2 separate regions of the Homo sapiens genome follow, and region 2 is linked to region 1. The links are chromatin loops, found by intact Hi-C in ENCODE. Cell type or tissue: heart right ventricle. All regions are shown on one strand. Links, peaks and the distances in the headings refer to the core of each region. The heading gives the core; the rest is flanking DNA.

The links. Peaks named below come from ENCODE experiments on the same cell type or tissue, not always from the same donor. Only the 100,000 strongest peaks of a DNase experiment are listed, where the experiment ranks them.
Region 2: a loop joins it to region 1, with 2.4 times the contacts of the local background. A loop is called at or near these places in 4 of 110 quality-filtered maps.

What each region holds. Positions count from the first base shown.
Region 1 is chr17:67,913,538-67,916,350 of GRCh38, reverse strand. The region is part of intron 11 of BPTF (bromodomain PHD finger transcription factor); the gene reads right to left. Among named protein-coding and RNA genes, the nearest start is that of C17orf58, 82 kb to the left of the region's middle. In heart right ventricle, for the core only: no CTCF peak of the experiment used is centred there; no DNase peak of the experiment used is centred there; H3K27ac peaks cover 380 bases.
Region 2 is chr17:67,798,998-67,801,810 of GRCh38, reverse strand. No RefSeq gene overlaps it. Among named protein-coding and RNA genes, the nearest start is that of BPTF, 25 kb to the left of the region's middle. In heart right ventricle, for the core only: a CTCF peak has its summit at 1,233 (motif pointing left); a DNase peak (open chromatin) is centred at 1,220.

The DNA.
Region 1 (2,813 bases), core at 64-2,563:
CCCAAAGTGCTGGGAGGCGTGAGCCCACCTGAAAGACAATGCTTTCTATTGACAGCATTCAGTTGGAAAAATGAACACTGTGAAAGAGAAAGCTCTAGCCAAAAAGTTGCTGCAGCTTCTTAACTTCCCATATCCACTTGTGACACCATTACTTTCTCCACTGTGTTATCGCACTATGAATCCTCTGACCTGGACAGAGCAGGTCAAGGGGAAATCAGAGGGGAAATGTTAACTAGTGCAGGGATGTCCCAAGAGGGGGAAAGTGTCTGTCACTTTCAGACCATACCCCATAGTAATTCCTAGAGATCTTTAGTGTCACAGGAGAAAGCAAATAAATATTTATTTGCAAGGAAAAGTTTGTCCTCATTCTCTGTGGTCAAACAATGACTTTAAAGTATCCTTATTTTAAAATGGAAATAACACCAGGGAGGAACACACCACATGCACGGTAAGTCTGCTCATTCAAGCATTCATTCAAAAAATACTTGAGCATCTTCTATGTGTTAGACTATGTGAAAGGAGCTGGGGACACAGAGGTAAACTAGAATCTGTCTGTGTTCTCAAGGAGCTGTAAGAGAGGAAAGGACAAGGGAGGGACATCTGAGTTGGCTCGGGAATGAGGATCAGAGCTTTGCTGGAGTCTCAAAGGACAAGTTAAGAGTATGGGGGTTGCTGATCAAAGGCAAGGGGCACACATATGCTAAACAGAACAGTGTGCAGGAGTACACATTTCTTCCCAGAAACCACATCCAGTGTTTTATGACTGGAGGGAAGGGGTGTAGAGGTACAGAAAGAGATGAAGGTGGCATGAGAGAAAAAGGCAGAAGCCAGAATGCGCTGTACCAAAATAAAAGATTAAAGAAGAGCATTAAAGGGTATGTATATTAAGTCCTCTGAGATTTATCCAGTACTGGATGGGTTGTAAAGGGAAGTACTTTCCATGAATGTGATCTACAGGTGACAAATGCTTTCCCCGCTCCTTGCTGCAGTAGTTACCAAGTCCCTTAGCTCAGTCAGACTATTCACAGGATAGAGGGGCATTTTAGGAGAATCTTTCTGGCAGCACTGTGGAGGACAACTATCAGTTCAATGTGAAAATGAAGCACAGAATCAGGGCCTGGGAGGATGGGCATAAGGGAATGGATGGTGTGGAGGGAAAAAGAGGCCCTATTGAGTGTATGAGACAAGTTTTCCAATATTGCTCAGCCTTAACATTAATAACAAAGATCATACATGCATCTTTGGCATTCTTAACTCCTAACCATCAGATGTATTCTATTCTAGTGTTAGTATAAAAATGCATTTCACGTGCATGGCTTTTTATAGCAATATGCTTTTAAAAAATGCATTCTAAAGTCATGATCAATTTACATATTTACCCATGCCTCCATTAGACAGAAAGGATTATGCTTCTCTCAAATATGTTTTGGCAAATTAAGACGTTAGCATACATTTGAAGGCTGTATCAGTTTAAAATGAATGTTTAATGGAAGGTATTTCCTCCCATTAAAAAATGTGAAATCAAGTAATATAAACTGTACCATAGTGCATACTAAGACATGAAATTCAGCTCCAGAAATTCAGCTGTGCAGAACAGGGCCCCGAGCAACACTTGATTGGGACCAGTGCCTAACTCTCCTGGAGAGTTCAGAGAAGAGTGCTTCCCAGTTGAGCCTACCCTCCATTTTAGAATACAAAGAGCAGAAAGGTCGGCCTCCACAACTGCCAGGTCACTTTAATTAAAGTATTTGTACATAGTAACTTTTCCAGTGGGAAAGAAGTTACCTGCAGGACAGTCAAGGATACATTTTGGGACCGCTCTCAATGAAGAAAGCAGAAAAGTGCAGAGTAATCCTATAAATCCATGAATTGTAATGAAGAGTTCCTTGATTCCCTGCAGGATTCTGCAAATCCTTCATTGCAGGCCCTGCAGAGAAATTGTACTTTTCAGCTGTCTCTATTGAATGTGTAATGGAGTGATGATATTTTATTTCAAATCAAAAGATGAGTTATAAAAAACTTGGTCAAACAAACTATGACTGGTTGTATTAATAAATGAATTCCTTTATAGAGAGTACTTACTTTTTTTTCTAGCTGATTGTAATTAATATAAAGGAAACCAAAAAAGTGTGATTTTTAAAGAAATTGGAAAAATATTAAAAGACACACAAAAACGAAGCCTAAGGGGAAATGAAAACGGCTCAGTAACTCGCTGAAATAATTTGAGGGTCCTAGCAAAATCTAACTGCAACTATGACTGATTCTGATTTCTAAAGATGTTCCCAGAACTCTCATGTTTTCAGTGTTTATGTTCCATCCTTCTCAATTACAGGGGTGAAAAGATAAAGACAAGGACATGAAAAAGGAGAAAGCAAGGACACATAAGTGAAATGTGATACAGCAAATAAAGTACTAGACTGGGATTTAGGAAAACCGGGCACTATTCCTGTGTCTCTGTAGCCACAGGCAAATTACTGTACATTTACAAAAGATAAGAATTTCTAAGGTGCCTTCCCAACATAAAACTACATGATTTTACAACTACCAACACTATCTATTTAGGACGCATCCCCTAAACCTAAAGTGCCCAGAAAATTTTAAATTAGGACTATTTCTGGGTTTAAAAAAATTTCTAAGGAATCTTAGAGACTACCTATTCATACATAAATAACAGAGAACTCCAAAACAAATGTTTATCATGCAACTAAGCTACATTAGGAAGATTTTCACATTATGATAAGCTTTATGAAATTTACAGGCGTGTTTATGTCTTATTTTTTATGAATTACCTAATAAAAATAAAATACAAACAT
Region 2 (2,813 bases), core at 262-2,761, 110 kb after region 1:
ACTGGCCAGGCTGCGGGACATGGGGTGATGAAAGTATGACCAGCCCTTCAATCTAGCCTGCTTGCAGTCTTTTTTTTTTTTTTTTTTTGAGACAGAGTTTTGCTCTTGTCACCCAGGCTAGATTGCAATGGCGCGATCTCGGCTCACAGCAACCTCTGTCTCCCGGGTTCAAGCGATTCTTCCATCTCAGGCCCGCCCTGCTTGGAGTCTTTTTATTAAAGATATCAGATGTGGCCAGGCGTGGTGGCTCATGCCTGTAAGCCCAACTCTTTGGGAGGCCAAGGCGGGTGGATCACTTGAGACCAGGAGGTCGAGACCAGCCTGGGCAATATGGTAAAATCCCGTCTCTACAAAAAATACAAAAATTAGCCAGGCACGCACCTGTAGTCCCAGTTGCTTGGGAAGCTGAGGTGGGAGGATGGTTCGGGCCCAGGAGGCAGAGGTTGCAGTGAGCCTAGATTGCACCACTGCACTCCAGCCTTGGTAACAGAGATCCTGCCTCAAACAAACCAACCCACCAAAGATGTCACATGTATCTTTGCCCTAAAAAACACTCAGTACATTTTGATCAGAAGAGTGTTTAAGCTGTGTCATGGAATAATTTTTTGGGAAGGCTGGATTTGGAAGTTTTATTAAGACATCAAGGTGTAATATTTAAAACCCAGATCACTCTGGACCTGGGAATGGAAGTTAAAAACAGATGTCAAGGCTGGGCATGGTGGCTCACGCCTGTAATCCCAGCACTTTGGGAGGCCGAGGCAGGTGGATCATTTGAGGTCAGGAGTTCGAGCCCAGCCTGGCCAACATGGTGAAACCCCGTCTCTACTAAAAATACAAAAATTAGCCGGGCATGGTGGTGGATGCCTGTAATCCCAGCTACTTGGGAGGCCAAGACAGGAGAATCGATTGAACCCAGGAGGTGGAGGTTGCAGTGAACAGAGATCGTGCCACTGTATTCCAGCCTGGGTGACAGAGTGAGACATATCTAAAAACAAAAAACAAACAAACAAAAAAACCCACAGATGTCAAGATAAGTGTTGAGCAGTTTAAGGAAGTGCAATGTTTTCAGGCTTGGGCAGTGCCCCTGCTCTCTTCCAGGGGCTGATAAAGCGTGCAGCCCAGCCTTCTGAGCTGTGACATCCTCTTCCATTGGGTGATGTTCTTATCCATTTGCCAGACTGGCCTGAGCCTCTGGCCAGCATTTCTAGACCAACAACAGGGGCGCCACCTCCAGGCCAATCCCCATAAGTGTAGTTTTGTGAGCCGGACTGACGTGGGTTATGTTCAGTTCAGACAGTGCGTTCTCAAGCAGAGCAAAGGGTCTGGGTTCCTGGATTAGGAGACCCCTTACCCCAAGCAATTCTAGAATCTAGGATTCGCCGGGTGCAATGGCGCATGCCTGTAATCCCAGCACTTTGGGAGGCCAAGGCGGGAGGATCACTTGAGCCCAGGAGTTTGAGGCCAGCCTGAGCAACACAGCGAGACCCTGTTTCTATAGAAATAAAAAAATTAGCTGGACGTGGTGGTGCACACCTGTGGTCCCAGCTACTGGGGAGGCTGAAGGAGGAGGATCACTTGAGCCCAGGACTTCAGGGTTATACTGAGCTATGATCAAGCACTGTATTCCAGCCCGGGTGACAGAATGAGACGATGTCTCTAAAAAAAAAACAAACAAAAATGGATTTCTTTGCTACCAGCTTCACTGTGTGCTTTGTTTCAGAGATTGAGAACTCTTTCCAAAAACTGACTTCCCTAAAGTCAGCCTAGCCTCATATCCTCAAGGCAAGCTCATCCAGCTTGTATCAAGAAGTCCCCAGCCTGGCCGGGGAGCAGTGGCTCACGCCTGTAATCCCAGCACTTTGGGAGGCAGAGGCGGGCGGATCACGAGGTCAGGAGATTGAGACCATCCTGGCTAACATGGTGAAACCCTGTCTCTATTAAAAGTACAAAAATTAGCCGGGCGTGGTGGCGAGCGCCTGTAGTCCCAGCTACTTGGGAGGCTGAGGCAGGAGAATGGCGTGAACCCGGGAGGCAGAGCTTGCAGTGAGCTGAGATCACGCCACTGCACTCCAGCCTGGGCGACAGAGCGAGAGTCCGCCTCAAAAAACAAAAAAGAAGTCCCTAGCTTTCTCAAGCTGGCAGGAGAAGGACACACAAAAAAGTCTTCAGCCTAAATGACTTACTCTCCTGTGACTCCACAGCAAGAAAACTGGATGATTAACGTCAGTGACCTCATGGTGAAGAAGACAGCATTGCTAGTGATCTAAGTGGCCTTCAAGGGGGGCATTCCCCATTACCTGACAGCTAGGAGTGCTTGGAGCACACTTGGTTCAGCTCATGCCTCCTCGCAGTCTTCAAAGAGTTTGCTTCCCGTATTTGTGAGCTGAGCAGCCTAAACTGTTTGGTAGATATCCTGCCAGCAAGACCACAATGGCAGGGGATGGCAGAGAAGTCCCGCATCCAAAGCACCGTGGCCTGGGAACTCTGCAGGCATGCCGGCTCTGTTGCTGTGAGTCTAAACAGTTCTGCAAGGCCATCATCCAGTTGGCTGAGATCCAAGCCTGCTCAAAGCTAAAAAAATGCACAGGATCGGCTGGGTGCGGTGGCTCACACCTGTAATCCCAGCACTTTGGGAGGCCAAGGCAGGCAGATCACGAGGTCAAGAGATCGAGACCAGCCTGACCAACATGGTGAAACCCTGTCCCTACTAAAAATACAAAAATTAGCTGGGCATGGTGGCATGCACCTGTAGACCCAGCTACTCAGGAGGCTGAGGCAAGAGAATTGCTTGAACCTGGGAGGCAGAGGTTGCA